3 separate regions of the Homo sapiens genome follow, and all the other regions are linked to region 1. A link is a contact called in ENCODE Hi-C or POLR2A ChIA-PET data. All regions are on one chromosome and are shown on one strand. Each heading gives the region's core, a stretch centred on a gene start or an enhancer-like site at or near the end of the contact. The rest is flanking DNA. Distances are from core to core; before and after follow the strand shown.

Region 1 (3,068 bases), core at 83-2,582:
CTAACCAAGTAGAGGACCCTTCCTTAATCACTGGATTCTAATTTGTTGGAACATCTTGAGGTTTGACGTGGCACATTCACCAGTTGATGTCAAGGTAAAGAACATGCACCTGAAAAGTTTCACATGTTTTGTTAGGGTGGCCACATTGTCTCTTCTGTTGATGACTGAAATTGCTGGGGGCAATGGTGGGAGGGAGTAAGGCCACAGTATGCTCTTGACCTCTTGATTGAAGAAGCCTGGCTGAGATGGCTCTCAGCCTGAAGAAACCCCAAACAAATGAGCTCTGAGGAACCCAGGAACATGCTGGCTGTAGATTCATGAACTCAGGTAAATGGACATGTGGAGCAATCACTGGGTTGGGGTCTGCAGCCCCTCAGGACTGCTGGTTGCTGGAAAATGTGGAATAGATGCAGCTGAGGTAGCTAGTTGGGTTTCTCTGAGCTGGGGGATAATCTCCTTTCAGAAAACACTTAACTCTTGGGAAACAGGTGGCCAAGGGACACCTGAGTTCATGAAAGACAGCTGGGACCATTCCTTGTGGCTTATAAAGAGTTTCTGGAACTATCTGGGGAGAAGGAATCCTGGAAAAAGAGGAAGGTCTTGAGTCCTATTTCTGAAATCTTACTTGAATCCTGAGAAAGTAATTTTCAAGGTCTGGAGACAAAATGGGGCAGACATAAAAGGCTCCAGTGACTCAGAAAGGGCAGAGGACAAGATGGATGGTTCTGGAGCTTTATATAATCTTGGACTTCTGTGGCACATGGATAGGAATGGGATGCGGTGTAGTTGTGTAGTCAGTAGATAAGATCGCAAGCTTTAGAGTCTAAGATGCCTAGATTCAAATATAGGCTTTACCTCTCACTACCAGCACAATCTTAGGTATCTCTGATATTCAGTTTTCTTACCTGTAAAATGAGGATAAATGTTAGCTCTCGATTGAGTACCTACTATGTGTTGGAGTCTGTACTAGGCTCTTTACTTACATATCAGATTTAATTGAAAGTATGAACTTCATATAGTGCCTGTGAGGATTTAATAATATCATGTATGTAAAGCACCTATTTCAGGCATTTACTAAATGCTTAATAAATGTTTGCTATAGTCATCACCATTATTTACTATTATGAAATTTTAGATTTCAGGCTTGGTGCCATGGGAAGCTGTAGTTAAACTTGAAACTGATGTTTTCATAAGAACAGTTTCTGGCCTTCTTATAATCTTCCTTATATTTGAGTCATATCCTTGAGAATTTGTTGGAGCTCAGTTCTCTCTGTTTCTCCAGTCATGACTCATTAGCCAGAGCATACTTCTTTCTGAAGGGTTTAAGAGGCATTCTTGCCAGGAGAAAATGTGATTCCAATAAGTCTGACATACCACAACAGGCCCAGATCATCACCCAGAGACTCACCCATTAAGAGAGAGAGGGAATAAAGGATTGATCTGGGTTTGCCTTAGGTCAAGATGTCTAAAAGATTCTTTAGTGTTCTGAACAGTTGACAGCCTTTACCTCAGATAGTATTATGAGTTGAATTATGTCCCTGGAAAAATTCTTATGTTAAGGTCCTAAACCCCGGTACTTCAGAATATGACCTTGTTTGGAGGTAAAGTCTTTACAGAGGTAATCAAGTTAAGATAAGGTGTTTAAGGTGAGCCCTAAATGCCATGTGACTGATGTCTTTATAAAAAAGAAACTTGGAGACTGACACACATACAGAGAAAACACCATGTGGACATGAAGATGGTTGTCTATAAGCCAAGGAGAGAGACCTGAACCAGGTTCTTTCCTCACAGCCCTCAGAAAGAACCAATCCTCCAACACCTTGCTTTCAGACATTCAGCCTCCAGAACTGTGAGACGATACATTTCTCTTGTTTAAGCACCCAGTGTGTGGTACTTTGTTATGGCAGCCTGAACAAACTGATAAAAGATAGCAACATTTTGGCTATGTTCAGGCCATAGGTGTTATCCTCACAGGGCTGGAGTGGTTAGGGAGGGGTGATGGGTAGAAATGATCAGTCATTCCTGGAACACAAGTTCCAAATTTGGATTTCACTTCCACTTTTAGGACAAACATGAATTCCAGAAAGTGTTTGCAAGGCTCACTTCCCTTAGCAAGGGAGAATGTTGACTCATATTAAAGTTAGTAAATAAGAGGAATAATAAGTGTTTTCAAGGACTAGGAATTCACCAAAATAGATTGTGTAAAATGGCCAGCCTGAGTCATTGATACTGTTTTTTACAAATTTATTTATTTTGTAACTTAACAGATACAATTGTATGTATTTATTGCATACAACATGATGTTTTGAAGTATGTAAACATTGTAGAATGGTTAAATATAGCGATTAACATATGTATTGCCTTACATAGTTATCATTTGTGGTGAGAACACTTACTATCCACTCTTTTAGCTTTTTTTCAAGAATACAATATATTATCATTAATTATAATCACAGTGCTGTACAATAGATCTCTTGAAATTATTCCTCCTAACTGTAAGTTTGTATCCATTGACCCATACCTCTTCAACCAATCTTCCCTATAACTGCCTCAGTCTCTGGTAACCACCTTTCTACTCTCTATTTCTGTAAGATCAACTTTTTTTAGTTTCTACATATAAGTGAAATCACGTGGGGTTTGTTTTTCTGGGCCTGGCTTATTTTGCTTAACACAATGTCTTCCAGGTTTATCCAGTTTATCTCAGTTAAAAGGATTTCCTTCTTTTGTATGGCTCAATAGTATTCCATTGTGTGTATATACCACATCTTCCTTATCCATTCATTCATTAATGGACCCTTAGTTTGATTCCATATCTTGGCTATTGTGAATAAGGCTGCAATAAACATGGAAGTGGAGTTATCTCTTTAATATATGATTTTATTTCCTTTGTATATATACCCAGTAGTGAGGTTGCTGAATCACATGGTAGTTCTATTTTTAATTTTTTGAGGAACATCCATAGTGTTTTCCATAATGACTATACTAAACTATATTCCCACGAACAGTATGCAAGTGTTCCCTTTTCTCCACATCTTTGCCAACACTTACTATTGTTTGTTTATCTTTTT
Region 2 (2,931 bases), core at 320-2,819, 170 kb after region 1:
TAAAATGGATGAGGCTTCTTAGAGGATTGCAGAAAATAACATGCTTGACACTTTCCTTTTCCTTACCAAAATAAAATGTTTTAGGATGTCATCATGGAATCAGTATAGGCCAGATTTTCTAGGAAGATCTTAATTTCAAATGTTCTGTCCCACTATCCCTATAATGAGACTTGACTCTTAGTTTTTTTATATGCACATACTGATGAATATGAAAAATATGCTACAAGGAGTCCACTTTGTTTTTAGTATTGCACAGTAGTCCAAAATGTATGCAAACATTTCATGGTTTATTTTGGGAAGTGCTCTTTTATTGTACAAACACTGGAAAGACCAGAACATATACATTTTTGCACAGTTGGTGAATGAAAATTCTAAAGAATCTCCATATTGGTGTCTTTTCCAGGCGGTGGTGGGGGGAGGTAATTGACATGAAGTTAAATTTTAAACTTTAAAATTGTGATGCATGTCTAAGGCGGGGATGTTGCTGTTTATATTGTAATTTTCTTTGTCACATCCTCCCCGCCCACCTTCCCTTTCCACAGGTAGTTTTCTCTCCTGCACATAGTTGAAGCCAATGTTCATTTTGCTCATGAGTCACTGTTTTTGTCTGCAAAAAAAGGCAGAGTACACTTGATTTGCTTTTAGAGCCATTGCCCATGTTCTTACTCAGTTCACAAGTCATCAAGGTTATATTCATTTCGACTAGTGCAAAATTGTTTCTGGAGACACAACTTACATAGAAATAGCTGTGTACAAATCAGGATCAATGGGAAAGCAGTGATTTTTTTTTTAAAGTGCCAGCATGGGTGGGGCTGATCTGAAATATTTCACATACTGGCACTGAATCAACTGCCAGCTACCTCCAGGGCAGATGAGTCTTACCTTTCCTCTGACTCCTCAGAACAGAGGAGGAAAAATGGGATGGTCTATTACCTGAAACTCACAATAGCAGAAGAAACTGCCTCTGCTTTTATTCTGTGCTAAGTATCTCTGAGTGAATCCAGAAACAGACTAATCTATCTTACACTGGTGAAGAGAGGGTGGAATAGAATGCCCACAGGAATTTTCTGGTCAAATGTGACCTATCACATGAAATAACAACTTATTATTCATTCTAACTATTTTGGGGGACACATCTCCAATATGAATCAAAATCCAACTCTGTGTTATCTGATTGACTTAAGGCTCAAACTGCTCAATGGGAGAGAGGGTAGATAAAAGTAGATGATTCCAGGTACCTTGCAACTTAGTGATGATGTGATTTATTTCCATCTTCTTAATACTTCAACGATTAAATATTTTTCTTATTGATTCTGAGTCTTCATTTTGATTATGGAAAGACTGTTTCTAGTATTAATAACAATTAACAATTATTAAGCATTTCCTGTATGCCAGACACTTTGTTGAGCATGACACATGAGTATTGCGTATAATCCTAACAACATCCTTATCAGGTTGAAGCCATCATCTATCATCATTTTACAGTTGAAGAAACTGTGGTTCAAAATCATTAAGTAATTTGTTCAAAGTGACTCAGCTCATGAGTGCCTGAATTCTCACAGAAGGCAGGTTCATTTTTGTAGGTTAGAATCACCTGGGGAACTTTCCAAAAATACTGATGTCTAGACTCTACTGGGGATGAATTTAGAATATCTAGAGATGGTACTTAGGCATTAGGACTTTAAAAAATAACTTCTTTAGGTGGCTTCAAATGATAGCCAGCATTGAGCAGCTCTGCTCTAGTGCCTGCATTATTTAGTGCTATGCTATGAATTCTCCACTGACCAGTTTATGTCCATTGGCTTAAATGCTTAACCCCTCTGAACATGAATTTCAACTGAAAACTAGGAGTGCTATATCCTCACATCATTAGAATTACTTGAGAAAATAGCCTAACGGGGCAAATTCCGAACCTGGCACTTGTCAGGCTCACACAATGTGAGTCCCCATCTGTGTTTCCTTATTGTTTGCTGTAAGTAGTTACTGCTCACTACTCTCTGTGGGCCTGGCTCCAGCATTGTCTTCATGCTTTTATTAGTTGGCTACTTCCAAGCCACTACGGGCTGGGGAAGCAGATAACCAGAATGAGATATATGTATAAAATCACTGTGTTAGGGAAGAACTAATAGGCTCTGAGTCAGTGCCCATAGGTTTTTCCTAAGGGATCCCGGTTTGAATGCAAGGATTTGGTTTAGTGGAAGGCTCAGAGACATTTGCTTCCCTTCTAGGCCAGAGTACATAGTCACCAAACCCTAGAAAGTTCTAGAAAAGTAGAGATCTAGTTTAACTCCTAGTACTACTGATGGGAACACTGAGGACCAGGGATAGAATGTGATTTACTAAAGATCTCACAATGAGCACTGTCAGAGCCAGGCCTGGAAGCCATGCTTGGAAGTCCTGCACTGTTAACTGGTTCATTCATTCACTCTTTCTTTCTTTCTTTCTTTCATTCCTTCCTTCAACAAAAGCTTATTGAAGGCTCCCCCCCGCCGCCATGCACCAAGCACTCTCCTAGGTGCTGCACTGCAGTGGTGCATAGGACAGTGTACCTGCTTCCTGGAGCCCAAGTAAGAGGGGATAAGACCAGCTGTCATATCACTACCTGCTTTTTCCAGCAGTCTGGATTTTGCAATCCTGCACTCTTGAACAGAGCCATCTGGCTTTTCCTGACTAGTCTTTCTGTTCACTAGTATCTGTTTTGCATCTTTTCCTTTATTTCTTCATAGCTGCCTCCTCCTTGCCCAAAATCCCTTCTAAGAATATTCCCACTTATGATTTCACAATGCACATCTTCATTTTTCAAGGCACACACTTTCTTCTGTGAGGTGGTCCCTTAGGGCAGGGGGGTGCCAGGGATTTAGCCAAAGAGTCTACCAGGGTAATACAAAATATAAGAGCTTCTTAAATAGAACTAAATAAATCCTCACAAAA
Region 3 (2,881 bases), core at 315-2,814, 220 kb after region 1:
ACAATTGCATTCCTTAGAAGTTGAAACATACTGCACATTCATTATAGCAATGTGAGAGAGTGCCTGTTTCTCTACAGTTTCCCCAGAAGCTGGTGTATTATTAAGCTTTTGAATTTTTACCAAATAGGTGAGAAATGCTATTTCTGTGTAGTCTTAATTTTCATTGTATGAGAGGGATGAGTATCTTTTCATAAGTTTAGGGCTGCAGTTACATTTCTTTTTCTGAGAACTTTCTGTTCTCTACTTTTCAGTTGGTTCTTTGGGCATTAACATTTCTATAAATATAAGACTAAAGTAATGGATAAAGTTACTAAAATAAAGAAGACTATTAAAATTTATTTCATGTGGCATTGTTGAAGCATTTTTATTTAATTTTATTTATTTATTTTACTTTAAATTCTGGGACACATGTTTTATCTGGGATACATGTTTTAATACATGAAAAAATACTGGCATTATTATTCTTTCCTTTTTTTATACTGTCAATATACCCTCACTAAGTTCTTATTGTTCTCTCTTGGCATCATGGGGGTTTTCCTAAATGGTGAAACAAGTCCAGCTTAAAATGAAGACTTCAGCATTGTCCTAAAGAAGATGAGTCACTTTTTACCTGCTTTAACCCAGAAGCTCATCTGTCTTGGGGATATTTGTGTGCCAAAGCACTTTCATCTACTGTAGATATATGCTGTCTGTGTTGATCATTTATTTTGGTTTCTAACCTCCTCTGCAATGGGCCACTTTGGCTTTTCAGTTCAGGAAAAACATAAAAACAAAAATATCTGATAAATCAGGAAAGTCAGTCAATGTTCTTTGTTTGATTATATGAAGCAGGGAAAACAGCCCTTAAAATTCTCTTACCAACTCAGTGGTAAACTTCTACTCAATAGTAAACTTGGATTAGACAAGCTCACTAGAACATTTTACTATGTGTAATTTAAGAATGTGTATTGCCAAGTTTCTGACTTTGTCCTGAAGTACATTTCTACTAAGAACCATTTGTTTTCCTGTGCTAATCCTGGCATGAAAAGTAAATCACCTTTTCAGATTTCACTACTGTTGTATCTCTCACTTGACAAGTAGCTTTTTCAGCGTTGGCAATGCTCCTGAAATAGTTCTATTAAATTTTTCTCCTATTTCTGTGTAAGCAGCATTTGAATTTATTCAACTTGTAGATATAAGCTTTTACTAAATTTGATTTTCCATTTTTACATTACAGCAAATCTTTTGTTTTCAATCTGAGAACGATTACTTTTACTCTTTATTATTCTTTGCTTCCATCTCCAATACCAGAAGTTGGCTTTCTTTTCAAGGCCATTTAAAAAATCACCCCCCCCCACCCAAAAAGAGAAAAAGAGAGGTTCATAAGAGAGGTTATGTGAGTTATCATATTCACACTGAATATAAAACAACAAAGCCTCATACTTACGGGCAAATGGTTAGGCTCACTCATCAGCTCAGTGATTCCCCCTTGTATAGAATGTAAGATAAAAATTTATGATACAAGAAAATTAAAGATGCCTGCAGAGGAAGTCTGGCAAGATTGCCTCCAGGTCCTTAGTATACTAAGGGAGTATGTGTCTAAAGACCCTAAACCTTAAAATATGATGTGCTCATCCTCACAAACTGCCAAATGACAACGGGCCTTTTATTCCTATAAACTTCCATTATCCTGCTACTGATGTAAAGATGAATTTCATGTTAATCATTAATGTCTCTATTTGTGTCAGGAGCCTCCCTGTCTAGACATTTTTTAGCTGGAGGGATAGCGGCTGCAAATTAGCCATGCAGTCACGCAGCACAGAAGTTCCGTTAGCGTAATGAACCTCTTGGGACTGGGATTGAGAACTGCAGGGACAGCAGCATCTCTGTGTGTCCCCTGCTGCCACTCGCCATTTTGGTAGAGTCAATACGATGCCTTTTTAATCACAATTTTGTTTCAACACATTTTGATCTGTTAATGGGCATTCATATGTCTTTGGTGAATATCTTGCTTTTTAAAAACATTTTCAAAGGAAGAAACTGTTTTTTACATTTACCAAAAGCCTATTAAGTGCAAATTCAAAGTGCCTATTTTCCACCTGTCCTCTGTTATTTTCTAGCACTCGCAACTTACAGGAGCCACTCACTTTTCTACTTTAGAAAAATTTTTCTTCTCATTTCTGCCCATACCTTCCCTGATCTCTCTTGTCTTTTGGTATTTCTCCCCTCCATCTGATGAGCTGCTCAGTTGTCATACATTTTCTGGTTTCAGCTCCCCGGAGAGGGCGGTTTATTTTCCACTCCGATTTTCTTGCAAGGGTCTGTTCATCCCACTTCTGACCTTTCTTTTTTGGAGACAGAAAAAGGAGGCATAGCATTAAATTGACCACGGCTAAATGTTTTGCCTGGACTGGGGAGCTGAGAAGAGAAGGCTGTAAATCTAGATATGAGGACTGTTTTTGTTCATCACACTCTTGCCATGATCAATCTTTGTGTATTCTTGTGGAGTGACATCCATGCCTAGTTTGCTTCTGTAGCCTTTTATTGAATTGCGAGCTTATCCCTGATGATTCTGGAATTGCTGGGCAGAGTCTGGCTGAAAACATTATCGTCCCTGCAAAAACCCTGGGCTGCGAAATAGTTTTGTTTAAGAGTAGATTTGTTAGAATTAGGCTTCCCTCTCCATGACCAGATTCTTTGCTATGAGCAGGAAATGAAATAAAGAGGAAAGCAGCCCTAGATATTTATCTCTAACTCCACTGTATTGGGATTTAGTCCATGTTTTCTGGGCTTCCCGATCAGAGGGTGAATGTAAATCACTGCGTAACTCTGACCATTCCTTTCTGTGCTGTGTGGGAGGAAACCTGGGGCATGCGGTCTCCAACATGCACTCAGGCTGGCT

The links. Hi-C counts contacts between places; a loop is a spot of excess contacts on that map. ChIA-PET counts read pairs that join two places held with the same protein, here RNA polymerase II (POLR2A). Pooled maps may share reads with other maps.
Region 2: a loop to region 1 is called in a map of MCF 10A, with 2.3 times the contacts of the local background. The contact joins two enhancer-like sites. A Hi-C loop is called at or near these places in 1 of 168 maps with a recorded cell type or tissue (MCF 10A) and 1 of 50 pooled maps. POLR2A ChIA-PET finds 5 or more read pairs at or near these places in 2 of 52 experiments (A549 and SK-N-SH).
Region 3: POLR2A ChIA-PET joins it to region 1 with 11 read pairs in A549. The contact joins the promoter of LINC02735 here to the enhancer-like site in region 1. A Hi-C loop is called at or near these places in 5 of 168 maps with a recorded cell type or tissue (Caco-2, Calu3, MCF 10A and 2 more) and 7 of 50 pooled maps. POLR2A ChIA-PET finds 5 or more read pairs at or near these places in 2 of 52 experiments (A549 and MCF 10A).

The regions. Positions count from the first base shown.
Region 1 is chr11:57,071,020-57,074,087 of GRCh38, reverse strand. All of the region lies in intron 6 of LOC105369309 (a long non-coding RNA gene), which reads left to right. Among named protein-coding and RNA genes, the nearest start is that of OR5AK2, 84 kb to the right of the region's middle. Within about 2 kb of position 1,332, at least 4 of the 41 ENCODE cell types and tissues checked have a DNase peak (open chromatin) inside an H3K27ac peak, as active enhancers do; they include mammary epithelial cell, where a contact is called at or near this core.
Region 2 is chr11:56,904,714-56,907,644 of GRCh38, reverse strand. All of the region lies in intron 2 of LOC105369310 (a long non-coding RNA gene), which reads left to right. Among named protein-coding and RNA genes, the nearest start is that of LINC02735, 58 kb to the right of the region's middle. Within about 2 kb of position 1,569, at least 3 of the 41 ENCODE cell types and tissues checked have a DNase peak (open chromatin) inside an H3K27ac peak, as active enhancers do.
Region 3 is chr11:56,847,161-56,850,041 of GRCh38, reverse strand. LINC02735 (long intergenic non-protein coding RNA 2735) reads right to left here and starts at 1,564. Exons shown (of 3, transcript NR_110137.1): 1 at 1,427-1,564.